Regions from separate parts of the Homo sapiens genome. Here region 2 is linked to region 1. The links are chromatin loops, found by intact Hi-C in ENCODE. Cell type or tissue: A673. All regions are shown on one strand. Each heading gives the region's core, and the rest is flanking DNA. Links, peaks and the distances in the headings are about the cores only.

The links. Hi-C counts contacts between places; a loop is a spot of excess contacts. Peaks named below come from ENCODE experiments on the same cell type or tissue, not always from the same donor. Only the 100,000 strongest peaks of a DNase experiment are listed, where the experiment ranks them.
Region 2: a loop joins it to region 1, with 7 times the contacts of the local background. A loop is called at or near these places in 70 of 110 quality-filtered maps.

The regions. Positions count from the first base shown.
Region 1 is chr10:18,211,261-18,218,778 of GRCh38, forward strand. All of the region lies in intron 2 of CACNB2 (calcium voltage-gated channel auxiliary subunit beta 2), which reads left to right. Among named protein-coding and RNA genes, the nearest start is that of CACNB2-AS2, 46 kb to the right of the region's middle. In A673, for the core only: CTCF peaks have their summits at 3,913, 5,433 (motif pointing left) and 5,633; DNase peaks (open chromatin) are centred at 3,891 and 5,431; H3K27ac peaks cover 2,486 bases.
Region 2 is chr10:17,844,144-17,851,661 of GRCh38, forward strand. MRC1 (mannose receptor C-type 1) reads left to right here. Exons shown (of 30, transcript NM_002438.4): 6 at 1,146-1,292; 7 at 5,436-5,621. MIR511 (microRNA 511) reads left to right here and starts at 964; the gene lies at 964-1,050. In A673, for the core only: a CTCF peak has its summit at 3,732 (motif pointing right); a DNase peak (open chromatin) is centred at 3,738; H3K27ac peaks cover 693 bases.

The DNA of each region.
Region 1 (7,518 bases), core at 1,252-6,251:
ACCGTGTTTGTGACACTAGGCTTGGACATTGCCATTGTCTAGGAAACTAGTCTTTGAAATGCATAATTCCCCATTCTTTATTTAATCATTTATGAGTAAGTAGCTTGACTGGTTCTATTTTTAAATATTTATCATTCAACTTTTAAGATATACAAAAAGGCTCAAAGAATAATAAAGTAAAGCATTACATACCTATCACCCAGCTTCATGAGCTGGGTTTGTTTTTATTGCCAATAGAGTTGCTTCCCTTTGTGTAGCACTCTTTCCTACTTGCAGACTACCTTAAATTTCTTAAACCAGTTCTGTGAGTTTTAAAATATTTTTATTATACACGTGTATCTCTTTAAGCAATGTATAGTACTGAGTATTCTTAGATGTTTTCCTGTAAGATGTATTTACAGGGTTCAGATTTATATAAATAGCGGAATACTGTAGTGTGCTGCTCACACCTCTCTTGCTGCTAAACCTGATGGTTGTAATTTATCAGTAATGTTACACATGGAGCAGTTCATTCATTTTCATGCAGTAGAGTATTCCGTGGCGTGAATGCGACACAATTCACTTATCACATTTTCTGCTGACAGATATTTATTTACGTGGTTTCTTTTTTTTTTTCTCCCCATTACCAACAATGACATTATAAATATGCAGGTGCATTAGTTCTGGTACAAACGTGCAGACGTTTCTCTAGGGCAGTGCTTTCTCAATCTTTTCTGAATTATGACATATGTAGAAAATAATATTTTCAGGGTGTTCACAGCTGTATCAACAGGCCCAAATCCTCCAGGCCTCAGGTGTTTGTACAGCTGAATAGATTGATATCTCAGGCACACCTACAACTCAGTCAATCAGTGGGGAAGTTCTGCTTAAGGCCGACCTTGGAGTGGAATGGCTTAGTTGTACGGTGTGCATATTTTTACCTTTACTCAATATTGCACTTCTCCAAAATCATGGTGCCATTTTTACATCTCAACCAGCAGCATCTGAGTTCTCATTCCCCCACATTTTATGAACTCTTGGAAATATTTTACTTTCACCATTTTGTCAGTCTGATCCTCTTCTGCTTTTATACCTTGACTTGATACCTTTTGCCATATATTGTGTTTTTTTGCTTTTTATATTGATTTGTAGAAGATATTTTTATATACTTACTGTAATCCTTTGTCAGTTTTATGTGTTGCAAATATCTACCCCCAGTCTATGAGTTGGTTTTCCACTGCATTTTCATGAATATGAGTACCAAGTTGTGATGTTGTCAACTTGAACCATTTTTTCCTTTGTTTTCCATTTCTCATCTTGTAAGAAATATTCTTTTATATTTACTGCTAATATTTTTTTAAATGTTTGCTTATTTTTGTTTGTAATATGAAGGAGGAATCTAATTTTAAGTTTTCTATTTGGATAAGGAATTATTCCAGGGTCGTTTATAAAATGTTTTTTACCCCACCACAGATCTGCAAGTGCAACCCTGTCATATATGGAACAGCTATTTGTTAAGTTTATTTATCAGAATTAAACATAAATCAGAATAAATAAAAACGTAAAACCTGGAATCCCCCCTTCTGCCCATAAAACAATTACAAATCACCAGATTAAAAGAAGACTTGGGTTCTGAGCCAAACTGGAAGTGAGAGCCCTGGCAATAGTTAATTATGATATATGACCTCGGATCAAATGTGTTAGACTTTTTGCCTTTGAGCACTGGTTTAAGTTTCTCTGCCTTGTGGGTTTGTGAGGAAGCACATAAAGGATGTAAGGGAATAGAGGATCCCATCTCTACAGATAATCATCTGGCCTCATGCAACCAGCATGCCACTTGTTGGAGAAGTGTGTTCAAAACTCATTTCTGGTTCGTGCACCTGTGGCCCTTGGCGGCAGGTCCTGTAACACACAGCCTGACCACTGATACAGAGGAGGCCCCTGGGACTGCTTTCCTTATAAGGGTCCTGCGCCTTGGTAGAATTTAGATTTGGAGTTGCAGAGACTCAACTCAGGAAAGCAAGTCTTTAACCTCTTTGACCTTGGTTTTCTCACGTGTTAAGCTCAGGACGTGGAACCGGTGATTTCTCATGCCTTTGATTTTTAAGAGTATGTGGAATAGAATTGTGCATAACTGTGAATCACAGTCACTGTAGAACCACAGGGCTGGCTGGTAGCTTTCGGAATCTGTTAGTGGCTTTCTCTTTGCTCTTTGAAAGATTGGTGCTGTTCCATTTCATGATGCCAGAAAGTCATGTTGGGAATTGGTGTTAATTTTTCTGGGCTCAAAAAATCCTGTTTCTTGACTATTTTTCCTACTTCTTTCCATAATGTGAGCTATTCTGCAAACCAAAGCACTTTAGTAAAACTCTCTACTACTAGAAATGTGTTTAACATTATTGGTGTGTTTTCAACAATACACATCAAACTTTGAGAGCCACTCTTGTGAGTGAAATTGCTGTGGAGTATGGAGTGAGAAGTTATTCTTTGATCTATTTTAGGCTACTTGCAAAGAAATATAATAGAATGGCTAGAAGAGCCATCTCTGGAGTCAGGACAGAGTATCTGTGGCCAAGAATTAGCAGGATGACCCTGTAGAAGTTATTCACATAACTGAATTTTTAATGAGATAATGCATGTAAACTACTAAGTTTTAGATGGTATAGTATCTGATCAGTATACGGTAGCTACTTATTATTTGAATATGTTCTCTAATTCCTGATTGATTTGTATTTATTAAAGATTATTCTACAGATTCAACTTGTGCTGATGTCTTTCCACTGGCTACAGAAGATTCCCAGTTTACTTCACGTATCTGAAAAAAAGAATTTCTTATTTAAATTTACCCCTACACAACTGGAGGCAGGGGGGCAGTGTGTGGGAAAGGTGAATTTTTATAGAAGTATAAGTTCTTCTGAAAGGGACCCAAGCTAAAGTTTCCACGACAGGGTTTCAAATTCATTTTTTAAAACGGGGGCAGCACATCCCGGTTCTGATTTGGAAACAAGCATTGCTGCCTGGAATGGATTAAAAACAGAAGATCTCTACTTCTGCATCCATTTGTACCTTACACAGGGATGCTTTTAAAAATATTTAACAACTGTGACTGGGTGCAGTGGCTCACGCCTGTAATCGCAGCACTTTGAGAGGCCGAGGCAGGAGTATCACTTGAGGTCAGAAGTTCGAGACCAGCCTGGCCAACATGGTGGAACCCCATCTTTACCAAAAATATAAAAAATTAGCCGAGTGTGGTGGCATGTGCCTGTAATCCCAGCTACTCAGGTGGCTGAGGCAGGAGAATCGCTTGAACCCAGGAGGCAGAGCTTGCAGTGAGCCGAGATAGCACCACTGCATTACAGCCTGGGCAATGGAGTGAGACTCCATCTCAAAAAAAAAAAAAAAAAAAAAAAAAAAAATTAACAACTGTATGGCGTGGCAACAGCTGGTCGGGGAGGTTGCCTACCATTGCCCTGTTGGAACAGATTTGTAACTCCTTTAATTGTAGGATCCTGGTGAGAGTTTGGGGCCGTTGATGTAATAGGACACATTTGGGGGCTTGTAGCAGTGGCTGTTTGTGAATTAGCAGGGAAGCATTTTGGTGTGGCAACAACTGGGATGGCTGTGCCTGTGTGTACTGGCTGAATGTCCCTGTGTCATGTCCACGCCAGGGATTTTTTGCCCAGTTTGTCATAGAAGGAAGGTAGAATGTAATGCTTATGCTCACGATAAGAGTAATACGAATTATTTACATGGATTTAGTTTTTTAGAAAATTATTGGCTAAAAATCATTGGGTCTTATTGGTTGTAAAGTGCTGAACCCACTGTGCAAAAATCAAGACACTTAGAATACAAGAAATACTGAGACTTTTTCCCTTCACGGAGATTCCCAGTATGGTATTCATGGGGGCAGTGACATCTAGCGTTCCCTCCCAAGATAGCAGGCACTCTGAATGAAGACAGTGTGTTTATTTCACAAGTAGCCTACAAACTCAGTTATTTCATCCAGGGCCTGAATTTTACCATTTTTGAAAGTACGTCACATTCATCTAAGTGAGGGGGCCTGGTTTGTTCCAAATTTTCATGACCATCGGAGCGGGTCTGACGGTGAGACCAGACATTTTGCTTGTATTTCTGGTTCAGCTCCAGCTAGGGCTGAACTCAGGGGGCCCCCTGGAAATGGGGCATTTCTGGGACCAATCTGAGGATTTGCAAAGAATTTTAAGTAAGCACAAAACTTTTGATTAAAAAGGAGGGCACAAACTGAAGCCCAGCCTTTGTTTCTAACACACTTTGACAAAATGGTCATTTTGAATTAGATATGATTAGAAACCTCTTAAGAAATAAAAATGAAAACTCGCCAAACTCTTTTATGGCTATGCATGTTCTGTCCTTTGCTGCTCTGTGTCAGATAATTTTTCTTATACTTGGGATGTCCTGAATATGTATTTTATTTGTGCTTTTTGATGAGCACAGCACTAAGGAAATAAGCGAGGTGAAGAATTTAAGAAAGCAGACGGATCTTTTTAGGAGGCTATAAATTTTCCGCGTCCCTCCACTGCCCACTCCCAAGGCCATGTTGATGTTTAAGAGAAGCCTGTGGTCTGGTTTTTCAGTCTCGTGTTGGTGCCAAGTCAGTGCTTTCATTGTTTCTTACTGAGATCGGGTCTAGATGCTCTGTGAACAATTGTGCTTATGGTTATGTAGACTTTTAGAATCCTTGGTGATTGTCATTCTATAATTCTCTCCTGTTATTTTAATTTAAAGTAAGTCTTGAGGCCAGGTGTGGTGGCTCATGCCTGTAATCCCAGCACTTTGAGAGGCCGAGGCGGGTGGATCACCTAAGGTCAGGAGTTTGAGACCAGCCTGACCAACATGGTGAAACCCCGTCTCAACTAAAAAAAAAAAAAAATAGCCAAATGTGTTGGTGCATACCTGTAATCCTAGCTACTTGGGAGGCCAAGGCAGGAGAATTGCTTGAACCTGGGAGGTGGTGGTTGCAGTGAGCCAAGATTACACCATTGCATTCCAGCCTGGGCAAAAAGAGCAAAACTCCATCTCAAAAATAGCAATAATAAATAATAAAAAATAAACTAAGTCTTGAATGCTTCTCTGAGATTCTTGAGTATAAGCACTATCTGGTAAAGTCCATCAAAAGAAGAGCATCTCTGTGGATCCCTTGAGCCCCTTTAGTCTTAAGCAAACCAAAAAGCTACATGGTGATTATTATGAGTGGACATATCCCACGTAAGCATGTACAACAGTCTTAACACCTGATTTCATTAGATATGGCAGTAATACAGCTCTAGAATGACTCTATTTCGGTGGTTTATAGACACTTAGTTTTTGTAAAACACTTGTTTTTCTTTCTTTGTTTTTCAGTGATAGCTTGTGCAGAAGAACATAAATGCAAAGCTTGTTCATTGAGACTGGAGAGAGGAAGGCCAGAGTGCCATCTGCTGGCTCCTTCCCATTCTCTCATAACCCCTCATGGCTTTTAAAAAATCCATTATGTGAAATTCAGCTATTCCTTAATCTCTCCAAATTCCAAAACAGAGGTCTCATGAAAAATTCCTTAAAAGCAAGCATAAATAAATACATTGAGTTATACATTTCTGCCCAGGTCATAGGACCAATGACAACCTACATGTGAGACCAGGTCAGAATGGAAGTGCTATAAGTATCTTATTTAACCAGTTCATTTATTTGGGTCAAGTTGAACTATTTTCTAGCAATAACCCAGAGATCCTTTCTAGGATATAAATAGAACCTTTTTATTCATTTATCTTTTCATACGTTTATTGAATAAATATTTACTTCACCTCTGCTCTAGGCAGGCATATGAGATGCATTGGTGAGCAAATATTTCTTGGGACCCTGTGTGCACCCCAGGAAATCCCCTTCCCACATGGGGCTTCCATTTTGGTTGGTAGATAAAGCTATAAACAAATACTATAAATAAGTCGGCTGTGCAAGCTGGCTCACACCTGTAATCCCAGCACTTTGGGAGGCCGAGGCTGGTGGATCACCTGAGGTCAGGAGTTCGAGACCAGTCTGGCCAACATGGTAAAACCCCATCTCTCCTGAAAATACAAAAATTAACCAGGCAGAGTGGTGTGCGCCTATAGACCCAGTAACTCGGTAGGCTGAGGCAGGAGAATCACTTGAATCCAGGAGGCAGAGGTTGCAGTGAGCCAAGATCGTGCCGCTGTACTCCAGCCTGGGCGACAGAGTGAGACTCCATCTCAAAATAAAGAAAGGAAAATAAAATAAACAAGTCAATTGTTTAGTATGGCAAAATTGTATAAATGTTATAGAAAAAAAGAAAATGGAGATGAGCATAAGGGAAGTCAGAGTGTGTATTTCCATCTTAAGCAGGGAGGTCAAGATGGTCCTCACTGACAGAGTGACATTTGAGCAAAACTTGATGTGAGAAAATAATCACATGCTTATCTAGGAGAACATTCCAAGCAGAGAGAACAGCCATTGCGAAGGCCTAAAGACCATGTGACTGGTGTGTTCAGATATACCAAGGCCAGTGTAGCTGGAGCAGAAAGAGGGAAGGAGGAGAGGTGGGAAGGGGAACCAGGCCAGTTCATGCACTAAAATATGTCTTGTGACCCTGTCTCCACCCCAGGAAATGCTTGCCCCTGCGTTACCCTTGGTAGCCTTTTCTTGGTTGAGATGGTGGTGCATGCTTTAGTTTCTCAGTAAGAATTTCACACTACTAGGAAGAGCCCCTTGTGTCTTCGGTATAATACTGGGTCATGACTGATATGCTCTTCATTCCCTGTATTATATTTTGCAGGACATTCTAAAGGTTTGGGGGAGAACTGAATTCTAACAGATGGTGCACACTGCTGTTGTGATCACAAAGGCCTGAGGCAGACCACTTCAGTCTAACATGTCATTACCAATTTAATAGAAATATTTCTTGTTGGACTAGTCTCTAACAAATGTACATTGTTTGTGAGAATTGGTCTTACTGAATTCTGAAGGTATTTTTGTCCTTACTGGAGTGACAGCATAATATTTTGACAAATCAATTCAATTAAACAACCTACTGATTAAGTCAGACAGACGAACTGATTTGTTTTCCAGATTATTGATTGCCATCACTGAATTCCATACAATTTATTTGACATAGTAAGAGTATAGATTGTTCACAATCTAGATCCCAAGAGACATTAAATGTTCTTGGTTATAACATTTTTATTCTGTAGATAAGAAAATGGAGGCCCAGAGATCTGTATGAATGTGTATGTGTAGCACTGCCATTCAATTAGCTGTGTGTGTGCATGTGTGTGCATGTAGGTACCTTATGTGTCTGTCTGAAATTTATCTGCTATTCAAAATACTTCTGGGCAGGGCACAGTGGCTCATGCCTGTAACCCCAGTACTTTTGGGTGGATCATGAGGTCAGGAGATTGAGACCATCCTGGCTAACACAGTGAAACCCCGTCTCTACTAAAAGTACAAAAACTTAGCCAGGCATGGTGGCACGTGCCTGTAGTCCCAGCTACTTGGGAGGCTGAGGCAGGA
Region 2 (7,518 bases), core at 943-5,942, 370 kb before region 1:
ATTGAGACAGTTTTAGTTCTGGGAGCACAGCATGCTGCCCATCTAGCTCTCCCATTAGCTTTTTCTCCTCCATTTATTTTTATTTTTATTTTTGAGACAGAGTCTCACTCTGTCACCCCGGCTGGAGTGCAGTGGTGTGATCTCCACTCACTGCAACCTCTGCCTCCCAGGTTCAAGCAATTCTCCTGCCTCAGCCTCCCAAGTAGCTGGGATTACAGGTGCCCGCCAGCTCCCCGGCCGATTTTTTTGTATTTTTAGTAGAAATGGGGTTTCATTATGTTGGCCAGGCTGATCTCGAATTCCTGACCTCAGTTGATCCATCCGCCTCAGCCTCCCAAAGTGCTGGGATTACAGGCGTGAGCCACCGTGCCCTGCCCTAATAATGTTTAGTGTGGCAGGTTTGGAACATCATGTATTCTTTCTTTTTAATAAATTCTACTTGTAGATTCAGAGATACATGTACACGGTTGTTACATACCTAGGTAAATTGCATGTTGCTGAGGTTTGGGATATAAATGATCCATCCCATCAACCAGGCAGTGAGCATAGAACCCAGTAGCTAGTTTTCCAAACTTTGTTACCCTCCATTCCTCCCCCATCTCATAGTCCCCAGTTTCTGTTGTTGCCATCTTTGTGTCCATGAGTACTCGGTATTTAGCTCCCACTTAGAAGTGAGAACATGGCTATTTGGCTTTCTGTTCTGCATTAATTCGCTTAGGATAATGGCCTCTAGTTGCATCCATGTTGCTGCAAAGGACATGATGATTTCATTTTTTTTTATGGCGGCATAATCATGCATTCTTTTCATTAGGTACCTCTCTTTGATAATGTAATCCGTTGTGACAACTGTTCAAGTTTTAAGGTGTAGCTTTATTAGCTGATAATGGGGGAAAGGGTTGTTTCAAAGAAGTATATTTGCTTTATCAACATTCTAAGTATTGGAATGATCCAACGATAAGAAAACAATAGACACCCATCGTGTCTTTTGCTCTGCAGTCAGTAAATATTTTTTTGTGAATGTGTAGCAAAAGACAGAATGGTGGTCCATTGAATCCCCAGGATGAAGACATGAGGAGACGTGGGAGGGATGCTATCTGCTGGGAATAGCTATAATAGTCCACTTTAACTTTTCCTTTTCCTCGAAGGAAGTCCATCAGCTGAACCTGGAAAAAGCTGTGTGTCACTAAATCCTGGAAAAAATGCTAAATGGGAAAATCTGGAATGTGTTCAGAAACTGGGCTATATTTGCAAAAAGGGCAACACCACTTTAAATTCTTTTGTTATTCCCTCAGGTAAGTGATCTATGGGATCTGAAGTGCCTCAACTATTAGAATTGAAAGATAAGTAACATTACAGCTTAGGTGTAACTGTTGGAATGCCGCCAGAGGTTTTGTGGATAGTTGATGGGGTAAACTTAATGATATTACTGCAATATTTCTGTGTGCTGGTTGCTAGTATTTCCTGAGTGTGCGGCGGTGTCTGGGCATTGTGGAGATCCTCTGACCTAAATAAAAATGTTACCTTCCCAATCAGTCCTCTGAGGTAGGTGTCATGATTCACATGCTATAGTTGAGGAAAAAGATATTCAGAGGATACAGAAACCTTGCAGACATGGCAAAACCGGAATCCAAGCTAGAAAGTCAACATTTGGAAGGGATGTTTATATTAGGTCCTCACGGCTCTATCTGGGCTTCCTTGCTATTCAGTGTAGCGTCTTATACTAAAGTTTTCATAAAATAGAATAAAATATCTAAAAAGTTGTAACTGAATTTTATTTATTTATTGAGACAGAGTCTCATTCTGTCACCCAGGCTGGAGTACAATGGCGCGATCTCAGCTCACTGCAAACTTCGCCTCCTGGGTTCGTGATTCTCCTGCCTCAGCCTCCCGAGTAGTTGGGATTACAGATGTGTGCCATCACGCCCAGCTAATTTTTGTATTTTTAGCAGAGATGGTGTTTCGCTGTGTTGGCCAGGCTTGTCTTGAACTCCTGACCTTGGGTGATCTACCCACCTCAGCCTCCCAAAGTGCTGGGATTACAGGCATGAGCCACCGTGCCTGGCCTGTAACTGAATTTTAAATATCGGCTAGACTTCAAGAAAAAAAAAAATCAATTGTGTTGTCCCTTACAATTTTATAGGAGAATAAACTACTAAGGCAAGAATTCTTTCTTCCAATTGATGAAAGACAAACTACATATTTTTTATTATTACCTCTTTTTGGAGGGACAGCGAATGCTTTAAATGGTTTAATTTATTTCTGTTTTTCTGCTGGAGGAAACTGACAATGTGGCATTCTTGTTTTTTTCTTCCCATTGGCTTTGAAAGCAATTTCATGTATTTTAAAATACGCTTGACATAGCTAGAGATTCAAAAGATACAACATGATAAATAATAAGGTTTTCCCTACCTCTCACCTGTAACACCCAGTTTACCTTCCTGGAGAATAATTGTTTCTGGGTGTGTATCCTTAGTTATTCTGTGACTATATAAACAAATATATTTATAATTATTTTTGTTTCATACAAATGGCAGTATACTATAATATGTTTTTATCCTAAGTTTTCCACTTAACAACAATTTTGGACATCATTCCACGTAGAATATAAACAGCTTCTATGTTTAATTTTATGGCTGTCCAAAAGCTATTGCAGAGACAGCACATATATTTTTTTGACCGATCTCCTGTGTAATGGATTTTTAATTTAATTTACTTCCAATCTTTTATTAATACAAACAGTCCTGAGGTAAATAACTATATACATTCTATGCACATCATTTCATGCATGTGATCATTCCTGGAAGTGGAATTGTTGGATTAGGGAGGAGATGTGTTTGCAATTTTAATTGATATAGATTTGGCCAAGATCCTAAATAGATATAGATGCGGGACCTGGATGTTGGGTTTGATTATCCTTTACAGGCTCTCCATAGTGACGGTGGGTATCTTTAGAGAAAGCTCACCATTTTTGCATTTTACCTCTACTATTCCTCCTCTAGGAGAAATAGTGTATTTTTTCCTTTTTTGGAAGCCTTCATTACAATTCTCTTTCTAAGACTTGGAATTTCCATGTTGCCAAAGAGGAGAATAGTTACTTTATAGTTTCTCTGGTACAGCACTCAGAATTCTGTAACTTGGCCTTACTGCTTAACCTGCCGGTGCTGGGATCCTCATGTGTAAAATGGAAATGTTCATGACTCTTCTTCCTGAGATAAAATTTTGTTCATTTCATCAAACACTCAGTACATTCTTATTCCTCCATGATGCCTTCTTCACTCGCTAACCACTTGATGTCAGTTTCTGAACATCTCTATACTCCCTGGATTAATGATTCTGTTTTATCTATAAACTCAAATAAACCAGAGCTTGGAAAAGCGTATCAGAGTTCAAATTATGCAGCATACGGGATTAGCAACAGCCTTAGGCAAGAATTCAACCTCAAACCCTGTGAATTATTGTAACACTAACCCGTTTGTCCATAATCCTCAGGTCTCTAGGGCTGTACTCTCTGGCTTAGCAGCCACTTAACCGCATGTGGCCACTGAGCACATGAGCTGTGGCTAGAGGAACAAATCATCTTCTGTGGCTGCCCCAGGGAACTCCCCTTCATTTCACTCAAGTTGGTTGTTTTCATGCTTTCAAATATGTTTAAAGTTCATCATTTCAGTTTTTGAAGGACAGCATTGGCTGATACTATTTTCAATTTCCTAGGTAGCAAAATTAAAATAACCCACCAGAGGGCTCCAAAGCTGTACTAAGCTTGCTTTCTTTTTCTTTTTCTTCTTTTTTTTTTTGTAACCACTGGAAGTGCACAGAATCTAAATTGTATTGAGGGAATAGAATTTTTTTAAATATGCATTTTTTATTACAATTGTACAGCATTTGAGCCTCATGACTGAGTAGTTACTTGTATGACTGCAGGGCACAAAATCCTGGGCTTAAACAATGATGTTTCAGATACTCTCCACCTTTAAGGGAAGATACGACCAATTCATCAAAGGAATAGTGAAGAAAGGTACCCTATAACGAACATATACTAAGACAGCCATTTGAAAACATTTAATATGAGCTTAAATAATATATACGTTCACTTTCATTTGGCAATATAGTCCCCTTCTAAGCAAAACATGTTGCCAAATTACTGTTTGAAATAGTATCTCTAGAATAGTAATAACAAGCAGCCATATATCAACTATAACTTCAATTCTTTTTCTCTTCCAATACTCAATACGCTTATATGTACCAGGCCCTGTGCCAGGCTCAAGGCAATAGGGATGAATAAACATCTGCCTTCAAATGTCTTTATTGTCACTTTCCCCTAGCTCATTACTATTAAATTTTTGCAGCGTATAATCAAGATTATACAATTTGATCCTATTAGTAGCGAGGCTGAGGATGTTGACAGCTGGTTTAATTAAATAATGATTGTGTGGTGCTTGTGATTTACAAGCACACTCTCTCTATTCTTTTCTAGTTCAGAAGAACATGGGGTGGGTGGTTTGATATTAGTGTTAGTACTAATCTCATTTAAAAATTTTCACCTATATGGGTACTCCTTTTCATGTGATGTGACTTGCCGAAGATCACACAACTTACCGCAAATTCAGGTTTTAGGAGTTATGACTCCAGATCCCTCTCCTAGTCACAAGCACGTGTCAGTTTTGGGTAGCAACTAAATGGTAGTGGGTCTGTTCTGAGGCAACAAGTGGCTGACTCATGTGGCTATGGTGGCGGAGGCTCCTTGGAGACCGTTTGTCCCCCAGCCATTCCAGCTCTCTACTTCAACACTAACCTGCCTCTCAAGAGTGACTGGCTCCCTAATGTCCATAGAATAAAGTAAATTCAAATCTTTTAGGGGATGTGTTTAGTCCCCCAAAGCTTTCAGGCCTCCAGCATTTAAACAGTGCATAACAGATGCTTAGTTCAGGTTTGCTGACAAGATTTAGATAATCTAATATGTATTAGTATAGTCTTGTTGTAGATATAACTTTTTAAAAAGAGATTTCCCATAGCCAAGTACAGTGGCTTATGCCCTGTAGTAGCAGCTACTTAGGAGGCTGAGGCAGGAGGACTGCTTGAGCCCAGGAGGTTGAGGCTGCAATGAGACATGATCACACCACCGCACTCTGGCCTGGGGAATAGAGGGAGACCTTGTCTCTTAAAAAAAAAAAAAAAAGAAAGAAAGAAAGTTGATAAGGTGATTTCCCATTTGATTAAAAAGTAGGTTATTTTGTTTTGTCTAAAAACCAACAAAATAGTATATGCCTTGTCTATTTTTGGTGAATATGTATGCTGCGAAAATAAAAACTAAATGTTACCTTTATTTGCCTAGTAACTATAAGCTGTTTCATGTATTATATAAAATGATTAAAATATTGTTATAGTTTTAATCAAATCTTTTAAAATTTTTTTCCGACCCCCCTTTTTGTTTCTAGAAAGTGATGTGCCTACTCACTGTCCTAGTCAGTGGTGGCCGTATGCCGGTCACTGTTACAAGATTCACAGAGATGAGAAAAAAATCCAGAGGGATGCTCTGACCACCTGCAGGAAGGAAGGCGGTGACCTCACAAGTATCCACACCATCGAGGAATTGGACTTTATTATCTCCCAGCTAGGATATGGTGAGAAACTTGACAGTGATAATATACTTGGCTTTAATCCTGGGAGCACCCCTTTCTACCCAACTCTGGAAAATTCTATCATAAACATCAAATTTAATCAATGTAAATCAATAATTCAACGAACAACGTATGAATTTAATCACAAATGCTGAAAATGCCACAATGTGAAAATTGTATAATAATTGAAAGAATTCTTATCACTGAAAGATAATTCAATTTCTTTTTCTTTTAATGTGTAATCCATTTATGGGTAGTTTTAAAACATTATTTTTTTCATGCATTATCTGGATGCAGAGCAGTCTACCTTACACTTGTGAACAATGCTTAATTCCTTGGAATTATCTGTGTGTGTGTGTGTATCTTCTTTTTTTAGGTCCATATTTTATCTCCTAAAAAAGATTTCTAAATGGACTGTTTCAGACTTTAGATTTCTTTTTTCTTTGTGAATTTAGCTGATGCTGGGAGGGTGTTGAACAGTGAAAAATATAGGAGTTTTTTTTTTTTTGAAATGGTTAGATGTCAGCCTAAACCTTTTAAAGGAATATATTTCTTGGCCAAGCTACGGTGGCTCATGCCTGTAATCCCACCACTTTGGGAGGCCAAGGTGGGAAGGATAGCTTGAGCCCAGGAGTTTGAGGCCAGTCCAGGGAACATAGCAAGACCTCGTCTCTACTAAAAAAAATTTTTTTTAAAGAAATGTATGTCTCAATTTTAGGTGCATAATTAAAAATACACAGAAAATGTACTAAGCAGAAAAAAATAGATGAATAAAATGAGCTGGGAATGCTTGTCCCGAAGATGAGCGGCTTGAGAAACAGCATAATGATAATGGGCACTCAGCAGTGCTTGTTGATTAAATGATGATCATTTTCATCTTCCACTGATGAGGCTGCTGAATAGCTGCAGCTGCTCTTCATTTCCCCCCAGCAAAACAAGAGGAAATGGATGGTGGAGATGGTGGAGACAGCTTCCTGACACATAGTGCCTGGAAACTGATTGGGGCTGGGGGAGGGGAGGAAAAAGCAACTAACAAATAGATGAGAAACAAATAGAGTAGTAGCAGAAAAAGACTTAAAAGTCCCCGAAACACTCCTACTTCTAGCACCTGCCAAATGGTATCCATCTTCCTGTGTTGACCCCATTGAGTGTCTTAGGCCACGAGAATAGCCCAGCTGCAGCCTATGAACAATTTCTTGGTTATTCTGTGTCTACTTATCCTGGAAAATTCACAATAGAAGATAATAATGGAATCAGAACTGGTATGTCTGAATAACAATTACTTAAATTTAGTGTGGCACTTATAGCCAGTAAAGTTTGCAAATGATTTAGCAGAAAACAGGTTAGTTAGGATGCTCTAGAACTGGAGTGCACATTTAACTCTACTTTGTATAACATAATGTAGTGAAAGAAAAAAACCTGATATTTTTATTGCTATAATTATTTTAGGAAATTGGATGGCCAAAGTTGCTTTGAAATTCAGCATGAGAATTAGTAAATAAATTAGAAAACCTTCCATTAAAAATTATTGATAAGATTTTATTTTAAACAATAAAATAATATTAATAAAAGTAAAGTTGTAAAGTTAAAATTATTGTTTCTAAACAAAAACCTAGAAATTTTTTTTTACATAATTGAGATGATACCTTTTGTATTAATCATGGAAGTATATTTCAAGTGGACACATTAAGACCTATACACGTAAGTTATGATTATACCAATGAATACAACTTCCCCAACTAATTGATAAAAATCAGCATGACAACTTTACACTCACATCTTATATATTTTTCTAGGATCAAGATTGTGCTTAGGAATTGAAGAAGCTATGGGGGAGAACAATTTAGTGAGAAATATGTATATAGGAAACTCTTAACTGTGGGACTTAGGAGGTTAGTTT